2 separate regions of the Homo sapiens genome follow, and region 2 is linked to region 1. The links are chromatin loops, found by intact Hi-C in ENCODE. Cell type or tissue: prostate gland. All regions are shown on one strand. Each heading gives the region's core, and the rest is flanking DNA. Links, peaks and the distances in the headings are about the cores only.

Evidence for each region. Hi-C counts contacts between places; a loop is a spot of excess contacts. Peaks named below come from ENCODE experiments on the same cell type or tissue, not always from the same donor. Only the 100,000 strongest peaks of a DNase experiment are listed, where the experiment ranks them.
Region 2: a loop joins it to region 1, with 8 times the contacts of the local background. A loop is called at or near these places in 102 of 110 quality-filtered maps.

Annotation. Positions count from the first base shown.
Region 1 is chr10:131,881,604-131,889,516 of GRCh38, forward strand. No RefSeq gene overlaps it. Among named protein-coding and RNA genes, the nearest start is that of PPP2R2D, 15 kb to the right of the region's middle. In prostate gland, for the core only: a CTCF peak has its summit at 3,916 (motif pointing right); a DNase peak (open chromatin) is centred at 3,938; H3K27ac peaks cover 981 bases.
Region 2 is chr10:132,018,652-132,026,564 of GRCh38, forward strand. No RefSeq gene overlaps it. Among named protein-coding and RNA genes, the nearest start is that of BNIP3, 41 kb to the left of the region's middle. RefSeq lists an enhancer at 803-1,474. In prostate gland, for the core only: a CTCF peak has its summit at 4,597 (motif pointing left); a DNase peak (open chromatin) is centred at 4,590; H3K4me3 peaks cover 824 bases.

The sequences.
Region 1 (7,913 bases), core at 1,025-6,024:
GACTTCCTCCACATCCAGCCCAGTCCAAGGCTGGCAGAAGAGAGGCCTGTCCCTGTGGAGTGGGTGCAAGGCTACTCCCCGAGGTGGCTGCACACCAAGTACCACGCATGCCAAGTACCAGGCACACCAAGTACCACGCTTACCAAGTACCATGCTCACCAAGTGCCATGCACACCAAGTACCACACTCACCAAGTACCATGCTCACCAAGTACCACACTCACCAAATACCATGCACACCAAGTACCATGTTCACCAAGTGCCATGCACACCAAGTACCATACTCACCAAGTACCAGGCACACCAAGTATCACACTCACCAAGTACCATGCACACAAAGTATCACTCTCACCAAATACCATGCACACCAAGTATCATATTCACCAAGTACTATGCACACCAAGTACCAGGCTCACCAAGTACCACACTCACCAAGTACCATGCATGCCAAGTACCAGGCTCACCAAGTACTATGCACACCAAGTACCATGCTCACCAAATACCACACTCACCAAGCACCATGCACACCAAGTACCACACGGGCTACATCTGTCTGGTCTGATGACAGGAAAAACGAGGGCTCCCTGCAGACCACTTCTTGGAGCATTCCCTGAGGCTGGAGGGCAGTGAGTTGGCCATGCCCGGCATGGTGAGTGGCCCAAAACCTGTAGCCACGCCACATGGACCCTGCTAGAAATGGCCAAGATGGCCTGAAAAGTCAGTGGGGGGCTGGAGGGCCCAGCCAGGATCCTGCTCCCCATTCCCCCGCCAGCCCCTGGCAGCCCCAAACACTGTGCAGAGTCGCAGGGGTGCCCACCCATATCTCCCTGACCGCCTCCTTCCAGGGCACACTCATCCCAGGGGGCAGGCACCTGTGGGGTTGGCACATTGGCACCAGCCCACGCCTTTGAGTGTTGTGGTGTATGTGAGTGTGTGTGTGTGCACACGTGCAGTGTGTGGTGGGGAGTGTGATGTGTGCCGTGTGTGTGTAGTGTGTGTGTGTGTATAGTTTTCAGTATGTGTGGTGTGTGTATGTGGGAGGGCTGTGATGTGTGGGGTGTGTATGTGCTATGTGATGTGTGGTGTGCATCTGTGTGTGTGGTGCATGTGTAGTGTGTATGGTGGGTTTTGTGTGTGTGGTTTTATGGTGTATGTGTGTTTGTGTTTTCTGTGTGGTTTTGTGGTGTGCATGGCGTGTGAAATGTGGGTGTGTGTGGCATATGTAATGTGTGTGTGGTGTGTGTGGAGTGTGGTGCATGTGATGTGTGCTTGTGTGGTGTGTGTGTGATGTATGGTGGGAATGTGGTATGTGTGTGTTTGTGTTTTGTGTGTGGTTTTGTGTGTGTGTGTGCCGTGTGTGTAGTATGTGGTATGTGTGTGGTGTGTGGTGCATGTGGTGTGTGCTTTGGTGTGTGTGTGGTGTATGCGGTGATGTGTGTGTGGTGAGTGTATGTGGTTGTGTTTTTGTGTGTGAGGTTTTGTGGTGTATGTGTGGTTGTGTTTTGCGTGTGGTCTTTGTGGTGTGTGGTGTGTGATGTGTGTGGTCGTGTGGTGTATGTGGCGTGTGTGTGTGTGTTTGTGGTGTGTGTGTGGTTTTGTGGTGTGTGTGGCGTGTGTGTGTGTGTGTTGTGTGTGTGGTTTTGTGGTGTGTGTTGTGTGGTGTGTGTGTGGTTTTGTGGTGTGTGTGGCGTGTGTGTGTTGTGTGGTGTGTGTGTGTGGTTTTGTGGTGTGTGTGGCGTGTGTGTGTGTTGTGTGGGGGTGTGTGTGTTGTGTGGGGTGTGTGTGTGTGGTTTTGTGGTGTGTGTGGCGTGTGTGTGTGTTGTGTGGGGTGTGTGTGTGGTTTTGTGGTGTGTGTGGCATGTGTGTGTGTTGTGTGGGGTGTGTGTGTGGTTTTGTGGTGTGTGTGGCATGTGTGTGTGTTGTGTGGGGTGTGTGTGTGGTTTTGTGGTGTGTGTGGCGTGTTGTGTGTTGTGTGGGGTGTCTATGTTGTTTTGTGGTGTGTGTAGTGTGACCATGCTCACCCGGCTGTGATGTACCTGCTGGGTTCCCTGTCCCTTCCCTGGTTCACCCATGTCTCTCCTACTGAACGCCCAGCTTCTTCAGAGCCTTCTCCAAGGGGTGAGGAAGTGTGTGGCAAACACTGGGCTCCTGGACCAGGGGCACCCACCCCAGGAGCATTCACCTCAGAAGCGTTGACCCAAGGAGAACTCATCCCAGGAATGCTCACCCCAGAGGCACCTACGCTAGGAGATCTCACCCCAGAAAAACTCACCCCAGGGCACTCACCTTAGGAAACAGTGGTACTGGCAGAAAAGAGGTCAGGCAGTGCCACTGGCTTCCTACGGAGAAGCTCAAAGGGACAGAAGAATTCCTGGTGAGGCCTGCCAGGAAAGGCACTGGCCACTTGCTCTGGGGTCACAGACACCTGCCTTGGGAGGGAGTCACAGACACCTGCTGGGGGGGCACAGACACCTGCTGGGGAGGGACAGACACCTGCTGGGGGGGCACAGACACCTGCTGGAGAGGGACAGACACCTGCCTTGGGAGGGAGGCACAGACACCTGCTGGGGGGGCACAGACACCTGCTGGGGAGGGACAGACACCTGCTGGGGAGGGACAGACACCTGCTGGGGGGGCACAGACACCTGCTGGGGAGGGACAGACACCTGCTGGGGGGACACAGACACCTGCTGGGGAGGGACGGACACCTGCTGGGGGGGGGACACAGACACCTGCTGGAGAGGGACAGACACCTGCTGGGGAGGGACAGACACCTGCTGGGGAGGGACGGACACCTGCTGGGGGGGACACAGACACCTGCTGGGGAGGGACAGACACCTGCTGGAGAGGGACAGACACCTGCTGGGGAGGGACGGACACCTGCTGGGGAGGGACGGACACCTGCTGGGGGGACACGGACACCTGCTGGGGAGGGACAGACACCTGCTGGGGAGGGACGGACACCTGCTGGAGAGGGACGGACACCTCCTGGGGAGGGACGGACACCTGCTGGAGAGGGACGGACACCTGCTGGGGAGGGACGGACACCTGCTGGGGAGGGACGGACACCTGCTGGGGGGACACGGACACCTGCTGGAGAGGGACAGACACCTGCTGGGGAGGGACAGACACCTGCTGGGGAGGGACGGACACCTGCTGGGGGGACACAGATACCTGCTGGGGAGGGACAGACACCTGCTGGAGAGGGACAGACACCTGCTGGGGAGGGACAGACACCTGCTAGGGAGGGACGGACACCTGCTGGGGGGGACACAGACACCTGCTGGAGAGGGACAGACACCTGCTGGGGAGGGACAGACACCTGCTGGGGAGGGACGGACACCTGCTGGGGGGACACAGACACCTGCTGGGGAGGGACAGACACCTGCTGGAGAGGGACAGACACCTGCTGGGGAGGGACGGACACCTGCTGGGGGAACACAGACACCTGCTGGGGAGGGACAGACACCTGCTGGGGAGGGACAGACACCTGCTGGGGAGGGATGGACACCTGCTGGGGAGGGACGGACACCTGCTGGGGAGGGACGGACACCTGCTGGGGGGACACAGACACCTGCTGGGGAGGGACAGACACCTGCTGAGGAGGGACAGACACCTGCTGGGGAGGGACGGACACCTGCTGGGGGGGACACAGACACCTGCTGCGGCCCACGCCAGAGCCAGGGTTTCTGGACTTGGTGTTTCCACGCAGGCGCCTGCGCCACACATCCAGGCAGCCTCCGCGCCCTGCCCCAAGTCCCTGGGTGTCCACATGGTCAGCACGGGCAGGAGCGCGGGCCTCGGCCCGGGTGCGCTTTCCATTCCCGAGGTCGTTTGTAGGAACTGGGGTGATGCCGCCTCCCGCTGGGGCTAAACCTGCCAGACTGGAAGGAAAGTCTGCGCTGAGGGGCTGCTCACACTCGGCCAGCAGGAGGCAGCAGAGGGCAGCCGCGCCCTGGCTGGGAGGCGCCCAGGGCCGGAGGGTTGCGCTCTGCAGGGTGTGTATCTGCAGGCCTGGGCTCAGCTGGCAGGATTGCGGGTCTGCAGTGTTTCTCAGGTTGTTTGTACTTCGACAGTAAGAGCTGGGCCCAGAAAATGATTTCCCAGCTCTGCAAAGATTCACAGTAAGAGCATTTCACAGGTAGGAAGCACGTCACCAGTGTTCAGAGAGCTTTCATTTATTTTCTTTTGGCCTCATAACTCTTTATGGCAGGTAGGTCAGCAGAGCAAGAACTGTGACTTATCAAGGATGAGCAAACAAACCCGGAGAGGCTGGAAATGCACGCGGGGTCCTCGAATTAAAGCTGGGCTGGGAATACCATGACTTAGATTCCCAGTGCCCAGCCCCAGCCTGGCCAGGAGGGTGGTGGCCCTGCCCCAGCTCCACCCAGCTATCTGTCCACCCTGCTTCTGGTGGGCCGCCTGGGGCCAATGCATCTCCAGTTATACTCCCATCCACCGTGATCCCAAGGAGCCAGGGTCTTGGTCTTACACCCCCAGGCTCATGGACACTCACTGAGGCTTATTTTTAGAGCTCAGAGGACTTGAAGTGCTCCCTGAACCAGCATGCGTGGGTCAAGTTGGAAAGGGCACATTCTAGAATTTCTTGTTTTCAGTTGGTTTTATAACGCCTTTTGTTTGAATGTATTGACAGAAGACTCAGTACCGGACCCCTGAGAATGAGTCACCCCTCTTAATGGTGTACTGCCCTGTCAGTGGCACGTCTCAGGAGGTGACCCACTCGGCAGACAGCAAAGTGCTGAGTGCCATGATGGTTTCCCAGGGAGAAGGCGGATCCGAGCCGGTGGCGGGAGAAGGGAAGAGACAAAGGCCCACGCTGCGTCTTCTGGGAGTGGAGGAGCCTTTCTTTCTGGAGCAAGCAGAAAGTCATCTTATCAGTCAACTTGGCACTTCCTCCCATGAGAACGTGAGAAGATTCACATGGTTAAGGGGACTTTGATGTACAGAGATCTTGTTTCACTGCACAGGATTTTTAAGTTACTCAGATAAATGGGGGAAGACTTGACACTTATTGTGCATAATTTGAATTCAAATAGGCTCCCAGTGAAGGGAAATTACCAGACACTTCGAACAGAGTCTATGCCTTCCGTTCTGTGCCTTCTGCTGATATTTAGGCTCAGAACTGCCTTAGAGCTGCCTGATTTGTATAATCTAGAGAACAAAACCATGTTTTGGAATATCATAAAGCTGATATTTTTATTTTTGAAATGAAGTTATCCCCACCTGTGAATTATTTCTAAAACAAAAAAAAAAACAAAAACAAAACCTCTTAGGCTGGGCGTCATGGCTCACGCCTGTAATCCCAGTACTTTGGAAGGCCGAGGTGGGCAGATCTCTTGAGGGCAGGAGTTTAAGCCCAGCCTGGGCAACATGGTGAGACCCATCTCTACTAACAAGACAAAAATTAGCCGGGTGTGGTGGCACACACCTGTAATCCCAGCTATTCGGGAGGCTGAGACACATGAATCGCTTGAGCCTGGGTGGCAGAGGTTGCAGTGAGCCAAGATCATGCCACTGCTCTCCAGCCTGGGCAACAGGGCCAGACTCTGTCTCAAAAATAAATAAATAAATAAAATGGATCATAGACCTGACTGCTTCTTGGCCTTTCAGCTATAATAAGTGTAAAATAGATCATAGACCTGTATGTGAAATGCAAAACAATAAAACTCCCCCAAGATTACATAGAAGAATATTTTAGTGACTTTTGATTTGGAGACGAGTTTTTAGATACAACACCAAAGGCATAAGCCATAAAAGAAAAATATGATAAGTTGGACTTCATTAAAATTAAATATTTCTGCTCCATGAAAGACATTGTTAAGAGAATGAAAAGATAAGCCACATACTGGAAAAGAACTGGCAAAACACATACCTTATAAAAGATTGTATCCAAAATATACAAAGAACTCTTAAAATGTAACCGTAAGAACACAAACAACCCAATTTTGAAATGGGCAACAGATCTGAACCTCACAAATGAAGATATACACATGGCAAATAAACATATGAAAAGATACTCAGCATCATACATAATTAAGTAATTGAAAATCAAAACAACAGGCCGGGTGCTGTGGCTCACACCTGTAATCCCAGCACTTTGGGAAGCCAAGGCGGGTGGATCACTTGAGGCCAGGAGTTCGAGATCAGCCTGGCCAACATGGTGTAACTCCATCTCCACTAAAAATACAAAAATTAGCTGTGCGTGGTGGCCTCCCACCTGTAATCCCAGCTACTTGGGAGGCTGAGGCAGGAGAATCACTTGAACCCCGGAGGTGGAGGTTGCAGTGGGCCAAGATCATGCCACTGCACTCCAACCTGGGAAACAGAGCAATACTCTGTCTCAAAAAAATAAAATAAAATAAAACAACAATGAGATACCACTGCATGCCTATTAGAATGGCTAAACTTTAAATTTGACAATATCAAATGTTAGTAAGGATGAAGAGCAACAGGAACTCTCATTAATTGCTGGTGGGGATGTAAAATAGTGCAGCCAATTTGAAAGACAGTTTGTCAGTTTCTTACAATGCTAAACACACTCTTACCATAGGATCCAGCACCCACACCCCTAGGAATTATTCCAGATGAGTTGGAAACATGTCCATGCAAAAACCTGAAATGAATGTTTATAGCAACTTCACTTACAATTGCCAAAAGTCGAAATTACGAAGGTGTCCTCCAAAAGGTGAATGGATCAAAAAACCGTGGTGCGTCATACAGTGGGATACTATTCAACAATAGAAACAATGAGTCATCAAGCTGTGAAAAGACCTGGAGGAGTCTTCAACGTCTATTACTAATTAAAAGAAGCCAATCTGGAATGGCCACAGGCTATATGAAGCCAACTACATGACATTCCAGGCAAAACTATAAAGACAATACAAAGAGCAATGGTTGCCAGGGGTTGTTGGGGGCAGGGAGGGACGAATGGGTGGAGCACAGGCTATTTTTAGGACAGTAAAATGATTTTTTTTTTTTGAGACAGGGTTTCATTCTGTCATCCAGGCTGGAGCACAGTAATGCAGTCATGGCTCACTGCAGCTTTGACCTCCCAGGCTCAAGCAATCCTCCCACCTCAGCCTCCTGGGTAGCTAAGAGGCTCAAGCAATCCTCCCACCTCAGCCTCCTGGGTAGCTAAGAGGCTCAAGCAATCCTCCCGCCTCAGCCTCCTGGGTAGCTAAGACTACAGGTGCATACCACCATGCCTAGCTAAGTTTTCCTTTCTTATGCTGCCCAGGCTGGTCTCAAACTCCTGGGATCAAGCAATCCTCCTGCCTCAGCCTCCCAAAGTGCTGGGATTACAGGTGTGAACCACCATGCTCAGCCATGAAACGGTTTTATATGATACTATAATGGTGAATACATGACATGATGCATTTGTGAAAACTCATGAAACTATACAACACAAAGAGTGGCCGCTTATGTGCACTATGAACTTTAGTTAATAACAAGATATCAATAATAGCAGTTCATCAATTGTAGTTAATGTCAATAATTACTAGTTACACTAGTACAAAACATGACTAATAGCAGAATTTGTATCTGTGTGTGGAGGAAGGGGGTATATGGAAACTCTCTGTACCATCTGCTCAATTTCTGTAAACCTAAAGCTTCTCTAGAAAATAAAGTCCATTAATTTTAAAAAGCAATTAGGAGCCGGACATGGTGGCGTACACCTGTAGTCCGAGCTATTTGGGAGGCTGAGGGAGGATGATAACTTGAGGCCAGGAGTTCAAAGCTGCAGTAAGCTATGATCATCCCACTGCACTTCAGCCAGGGTGACAGAGCAAGACTCCTTCTCTAAAACAAAATAAAAATAATTATTTGAAAAATTAAAAAACAATTAGGGTATCATCTTGGTTTAAAAAATGTCAACAACCTTTACCCTAGATT
Region 2 (7,913 bases), core at 1,495-6,494, 140 kb after region 1:
GGTGCTGGAAGCTTGGAGACTCCAGGAACCACAGGGCCCCAAAGAGGGAGTTACAGCCCTGGCTCAGGGAGCTTCGAGGACTGGGCTCCCTGAAGGGCCACAGCTCTTTTCTCCTTCTCTTCACCTGCAACATGGAGAGCAAGGGGTGTGTTTCAGCCCTGTTTGTGTTACTACTCTTTCAGCTCTGCCATTCAGCAGGTCTTGAGTTCTTGTCCTGTGTCCAGGAAGAATGAGGTATGTGAACAAATGGAGGGTGAGCAAGGTGAAGAGGAGCTTCATTTAGTGACAGAATAGCTCACAGGAGGCCCTGGAGTGAGTAGCTCCTCTCTGTAACTGCTCATCCCAACGTCTGCTCAGCTCTGGCTAAGCCCAGGCTTTTATGGGCCTCAGAGGGGAGGAAGTGCGTACCAATTGGTCCATGGGCGGCCATGGGCAGGCCTGGAAAAGGCACCACAAGTCCCCTCTCTGGTCTGCAGGATTGGCAGCCCTGCCCCTAGCCTTCAGGCCCTCCCTGGCCTAAAGGTGGGCTCTCACCAGGGACCCACCCCCTTCCATCCGGGAGCCTGTCTGCCTCCTGCTGCTGTTCATAGTGTCCAGGCTGTAGGTGCCAAGGGCTGCCTGCAGGCCAGCACAGACCTGCCCTCAGACCCCATCGGCTTCCCTCCCAAGCTCGTCAATGCCCAAAGTCTGGAGGGGGCCAGGCAGCAGGGGGTTGGCATGTCAGCAGTGCTCCACGTGCATGCACACCCAACCGGGCTGTGACAGCACCCGGGCTTGGCCCCAATTTTGCTCTGAGATTGGAGTGAACACTGAAAGCAGGGAGAAGCCAGGCAGTGGGAGCAGGCACTTCTGAGCCTGTGAGGGCAGGGGGATGCCTTCCTGGGCCCCCAAGAGTGCAGGGATGCCTGGGTCCACAGCCACAGTTTGGGCGGCTGCAACTGCGCCTGGAGGGTGGGGGCCGCAGGGCTCCTGCCTTCTCCATGGAGTAGGAGGCCCAGGTCTACAACTGTGACTTGGGTGGCTGCAGCTGAGCCTGGGAGGGCGGGGCTCCTGCCTGCTCCAGTCCCCCTAAGAACACAGGGAGGCCCAGGTCTGCAGCCATGACTTGGGCAGCTGCAGCTGTGCCTGATGGGGGTGGGCAGGGCTCTTGTCTGCTCCTTGTAGTGGCAGGCTCCGGTCTGCAGCCACAACTTGGCTGGCTGTGGCTGCACCTACAGAGCTCCTGCTCAGAAGGGGCAGGGATCAACTCAGAAGGGGCAGGGATCCCACTTGTCCCTGGCTCCCGCCGGCTCTGTGGAGTGTGCAGCCCATATGCAGCCCCAGCCACACCTCCCCACTGTACCCAGCATGATGGCAGCCACCGCTCCAGATGGGCCGCCTCTGCCATCATCGCTATCATCCAGAGTCCACGTTAGGGTCCACTCTTGGTGTTGGACATTCTATGGGTTTCGACGGATGTGTAATGACATGTATCCCCCACGACAGTAACACGCAGAGCACTTTCACTGCCCCAAGTCCTCTATCCTCTGCCTGTTCCTCCCTCCCTCCCTCCCCTGTCCCCTGGCAACCACTCATCTTTTTACTGTCTCCATAGTTTTGCCTCTTCTGGAATGTCAAAGAGTTGGGATCATACAGTGTGTAGCCTTTTAGATTGACTTCTTTCACAGAGTAATGTACATTTAAGGGTCCTTCATGTCTTTTCCTGGCTTGATAGCTCATTTCTTTCTAACCCTGAACCACACTTGATGGGATGAATCACAACTGATGGTTCCACTCACCTGCTGAAGGACATCCCAGCAGCTTCCAAGTTTTGGTGAGTATGAACAAAGTTGCTGTAAACATCCACGCGCAGGTTTTGTGTGGACACGTTTCCAGTTCCTCTGGGTAAAAACCCAGGAGCTCAACCTCCACCTGTGTCTCTTAGGCAGCCCTCTTCTGCCGAGCTCTTCTCTTAGGCAGCCCTCTTCTGCCGAGCTCTTCCTGCTCTTCTCGTCTCCAAGCCTGGCCCCAGTGCCCTGGCTCTTCTCTCTGCCTCCTGAGTCCTCCCAAGCCTGGCCCAGACCTCGGGCTCACACTCTCCTCCAGATGCTGCAGCGGTCATTGCCTAGAGACTCACTGAGCACCTGCTCCCTTGTTACCACTGATCTGCCGGGTGTGCGCGTTCTCTAAGGGACTCGTGTCTTCACAGGACAGACTTCATCGTGCTCCCCTGAGGCTTCTCTCAGGGCTCAGCAGCTTTGGGGGCCAACTTGATGGGTAGTTTAGTTGATGGTTGCTGTGAGATCTCAGTTCTTGTCTTCTTAGTTTAAGGGAGTTTAAGCAAGAGACACACAGCAAAGGAGGCGGCATGTATAGTGATTTAGTGCAAAAGAAAAATAATATGAGAAAAGTTTGGTGCAGAATGGGCAGTACACTCTGAAAGAGAGGATTCGGGGTCGGCTGCTCATGAGGATGAGACGGCAAAGACTGGAAGGAGGGAGATTCCCTCTATGGGAGTCTTCCATGATTACGCATGAGGAGGTGCGAGAGGCGTTGCTGGGAAGCTTGTTCCGGGTGCTCCTCCAGGTGCGCACGCGCAGTACCCGTCCACGCTTGTTCATACGTCGCCTGTCTCACTAGCGTCTTCAACGCCAGGGTCGGTGTGAGGACAGGTAAGCTCACAGTGCGCGTGCTCTCCAGAGGGGAAGGTCCCTACTGAAGATAGCTGTGCTCAAATGAGCTCCATTACACTGCCAATGCTGAGGCTTGCTGTGTCGACCGTACGGTCACCATGGTCGCCATGCCCCGAGGACCTGGTCACTTCCTTGACTACCTGTCCTGCCTCGGGTTTGATGCCCACATTTACAGGGCACTTTGAGATGCTGCTGCTGCCAGAAATGAACATGTCATTAAGGTGTCACACTTGGCCCTCCTCAATCTATCCCATTGGGCCTCCTCTCTCTGATGGATGCCATGGCAGTGCTGTGGGCACAGGCTGCACGGCTGCTGTGTGGTGTGGGTCCAGGTGCGGGAGAGGCAGGCATTGCAGAGAGACGCCCAGGTGCACAGGGGCGGCTGCAGGAGAGCTTGAGGCTCGGGGCCTGGGAGGGCTGGGAGGAGAGATGTCTCCACACAGCACGTGTGAGCCTAGCACGTGCTCATCACCGGGGAGAGGGTGGGGTGGGTGGAAGAGGTGTTGGTGGAGGGGGATCCAGAACAAAGGGCAGTGTGTCTGGCACTATGACAGTGAGTGCCGGGCGCTGGCCTTGGTGGGAACAGGCTGGCCAACCCACGTGGCACTCCTTGCCTGCTCCCCGTCCCCTGTGGGTCCCTTTGGTCGCTCAGGACCCCACACCTGCCCTCTCCAACCCACACTCATCAGGCGCTCAGACCTGCAGCTTCCTAACCTGCTGCATGTGGCCTGGTCAGCGAGTTCAAATGACCAATTCCCAGGTCCCAGCCCAGACCTCAGGATTACTGGGGAGGGGGCCGGACTCTGCATTTTAAACAAGGTTTCGATGACTCTGGAAGCCGCACTGTGAACCAAGTCACTCCACTCTTGCTGGAACCAGTCTGTCGGCATCTGATGCCCTCCTGCCCACCACTCTGCTTTCCATTTTAGCGTCGAAAGTGGCTTCCAGCAGAGGACACTTGGGAGGGACACAGCCACACCCAGGACCCAAGGCCCGGGTGAGATCCGGAGGCTGTAGGAACGCTAAGGGGCGGTGCTGGTGGTCCAAGGACGTCCCCCGCAGAGTGGACCAGGAAGAACGTGTCAGAGGATCTCTGCGCCGCAGCATCTGGGTTGCATCCTGTGAGAGACGCCGCGGGAGCCCAGCAGCACGGCGTTTTCTGAGTGTGGCCCCATGGGCAGCAGCAGTGAGGCCTGCAGGGCGTGAGGGCCTCCCCTGCTGCTCCCCTGCCCTGTCACTCACCACATCCCGCATGTGGGGCCTCCCTGCTGGTGATGAAACCTACCACACTTGGGCCACTGGTCATGATTCCTGCAATAACCAGCTCCCTGATAATTAAGATCTGTTGGCCAGGCGCGGTGACTTACACCTGTGATCCCAGCACTTTGGGAGGCCGAGGTGGGTGGGTCACGAGGTCAGGAGTTCAAGACTAGCCTGGCCAACATGGTGAAACCCTGTCTCTACTAAAAATACAAAAAATTAGCTGGGCATGGTGGCAGGGACCTGTAATCCCAGCTACTCGGGAGGCTGAGGCAGGAGAATCCCTTGAACCCGGGAGGCGGACGTTGCAGTGAGCCAAGATCAAGCCACTGCACTCCAGCCTGGGCAACAGTTCGAGATTCCACCTCAAAAAAATGAACTGTCTGCCAGTCATGGTGGTGCATACCTGTGATCCCAGCACTTTGGGAGGCCGTGGCTGGAGGACCGGAGCTTAGGGGTTCAAGACCAGCCTGGGCAACATATGGAGACCCTGTCTCTAAAAAGAAATTGTCGTATCGAACAAAGTTCCTTAATATCTGGAATATGCTGACGCCTTTCTTCCTGGATCTATTCCTGAGAAGGTGGTCACTGAGCTTCCTCTTCCGAGACAGCCTGGCGCTCTGGACGCTTGGCTTCCGCTCGCTGGCTCGCCGACGCCCTCTGCTGTCCACGGTTGGGAGACCTGAAAGTCGCAAGAGCGTGCCCGTGACAGGAGGCTGTGCGCAAGAAGACGTTTACAGCCGTTTTATTTGTAATAGCCCCAAACTGGAAAGCAGACGGGTGTCCTTCAACAGGAGAATAGATACATACACCGTGGCAAATTTGTACAAGAGAACAATCTCCAGCAATAAATAAGAGCACGCCACTGATGCGCGTGGCAATTTGGAAACCTTCCACAGAACAGCACACGGATTGCATGGATGCGAAGCTCCCCTCAACTAATCTATGGGGAAAATCATCAGAAAAAATGGGTGCCTCTGGGAGAGTAAGGGCAGGGACTAGCCAGAAGGGGCAGCAGGGCCAGGTGGAGACTCACTCGCCTCTGTGGATACTCTGGTCATGCGGCTTGGGGAGTGCGTGTCCCTTGAAGAGCCTGATCCAGAAACAGTGCCGTGTTTTCTGAAACTGAATGCAACGAAGTGCGGCTTCATCCACTGAGTCACTGCCCATCCCCTCAAGGATCCCCAAGGAGGCGACGCTGAGTCCGGAACGCAGGAGGGAGACCGTTCTTCTTCCCGTGAGGAACATGCTCCAGGGTCCGGAGTCTACGGAAAAATAGGAGGGTTTGAGAAAGTGAAACCCGTTCATTTTCTGTGGAGCAGAATCAGCAAATGCTGTCTCGGGGGGCCCTGTGGGCCTTGGGAAGCATTTTGGACTAAACCAGAGGATAATGAGACACCACTGGAGGTTTACCAGCAGAGGCGGTGCCATGGGGTTTGCGTCTCTAGAAGATTCTATGGGGGATCACCAGCACGCCCAGCTAATTTTTGTATTTTTAGTACGTTGGCCAGGCTGGTCTTGAACTCCTGACCTTCTGATCCACCCGCCTCGGCCTCCCAAAGTGCTGGGATTACAGGCGTGAGCCACCATGCCTGGTCCAAGTTTTGTATTTTTAGTAGAGACAGGGTTTCACCATGTTGGCCAGGCTGGTCTCGAACTCCTGATCTCATGATCCGCACACCTCAGCCTCCCAAGTGCTGGGATTACAGGCATGAGCCACCGCACCCAGCCCATTTCTTTTACCAGTACATCAAAGACTCAACTGTTACCTCTTCAGATATTGCTTCTGGCTATTTCCTGTCTGATCTCTTCTGGAACACTAATTGAACATATATTAAACTTTTTTTTTTTTTTACTCTGTTCTCCATCTCTCTTAACCTCTCTTTCTGATTTTTAATTTTTTGTATCTCTGGGTTGCTTCTGGGTTCTTCTACCTGTTTTATGGTTCACTAATTCTTTCTTTGGCTGTGGCTAATTTGTTGTTAAACCTGGTTTTTAATTTTGATTATTATATTTTTTCATTTCCAGAAATTCTATTGAGTTGCTTTTCAAATATGCTAGTCTATTTTATACAGTTCCTGTCTTTCCCCAGAAAATTTCGTCTTGCTTTTCATGTCTCTAATCATAGTGTGCATAGTTTTAATATCTTTGTCTGGTAGTTTGAATATCTGAAGTCTTTCTAGGTCTGTCTGTCTTTTCCTTCCCACCCACCCCCTCCTATTTCTTCTCCTGTTTTTCTTCTTATCTGATTCACTCCCATAATACCTTATTTTCTGTGTCATGATTGTTTTCAGCTGTCCTTGAAAAATTGCTTGTAGGTGTCCTGTGAGCCCTGCACGAAGCTGTCCCTCTAAAGAGGCTGGCATTTGCTTCTTCCAGGCGCCCAGGGGCCGTGGTAATCTGGGACCACTTTACATTAATTACATTAAATTACAGGCTTAAAGAGTTCTCGGTCATGGGTGTGATCCAGGTCACCCGTGTGATGCAGCTTTGGACGTGGCTGGCTCATGCCTCTGTCTTCTCTGAAAAGGGTTTTCTCCTGCCCCTGCCCCGCTTGTCTTGCCATCCCTTGATGATGTGGGGTTGGGGGGTGTTACCTCTGATTCACCCTTACCCTCGGGGTGTAGCCTTTGGGGTTCTCAGTTTTATGGAGAGAGGGCTTCCTCCGACACTCCCCACTGGCTTGGCGTTTTACTCTTGTGCCTCTTGCCCTGAAAGACCATTAAGAACTATGCTTAAGTACACTGGGGCAGGTGAATGCCCCCGTAGTAAAAAGAGCTGCCGTCTTCAGCCCACCCATCTTGTTCCTGCTTCGATTTAGATTTTTGGCCTAGTAAGTCCTTGCCGTCTCATCACTTCTCTGATGAGTTTAAGGAGATTTAAAAAATCTTAACAGCATTTTCTTTTGTTCTTTTTTTTTTTTTTTTGAGACAATGTCTCACTCTGTTGTTGCCCAGGCTGGAGTGCAATGGCGCGATCTTGGTTCACTGCAACCTCTGTCTCCCGGGTTCAAGCGATTCTCCTGCCTCAGCCTCCCGAGTAGCTGGGATTACAGGCACCCGCCACCACGCCCAGCTAATATTTGTATTTTTAATAGAGTCAGGGTTTTGCTGTGTTGGCCAGGCTGGTCCTGAACTCCCGACCTCAGGTGATCTGCCCGCCTCGGCCTCCCAAAGTGCTGGGATTACAGGCATGAGCCACCACGCCCAGCCCTTAGCATCATTTTCATCGTTCTATGAAAGGGTTCGTTCAAATAATCTAATAAAAATATAAGACAAATGTTTATTTTTATAACGATCCCAGCGGATATTCACATCATGACCGTGGGTCTTTGCTGAGGTCTAGGCATCTTCGGTTACCAAGCAAACCTCCCCTCCCAACCTAACGTGAACACCTGGGGTGTGTGGACCACATTTCACAAAACACTCCTCTATATAACCCAGAATATTTGGAGTTTTAGAGGGTGGTCTTAGAGAGAGGTGAGAAGGAAGTGAGGTGGGAGGGAGCAGGAAGGGGGATGCATGCACAGTGGGGTAGAGGCCAACGGCCTTTCCAGGAGCAAAGATGCCTAAGATTGCCTGTGCGGTTATTATTGTCGGATCCTTAGCAAATCTCTCCTTCCCATGAAAATTTTGTATTTGGGTTGGAAACGATAGAGGAATGAGGTTATCAAAAAAGGATTGTGATATGGAACCAACAACACGACCACACCCTCAGTCACAAGCCCCGTGGTAGAGTGATCATTAGACACACGAGTCTCAGAAACCAAAAAGGCTGAAGCATGCTTTGTGCTTCCACGAGGCATGAATTCAAGGCACCTTTTCCAACATCTTCAGGGGACAGGAAGGCTCCAGGATAGATTTGGATGGCATGACTATTTCCTGCACAGTTTTCCACAGCTCAAGCGCTTTCTCATCTATTACTGTTTTTGTTTTTGTTTTTGTTTTTGTTTTTTTTTTTGATATGGAGTCTCGCTCTGTC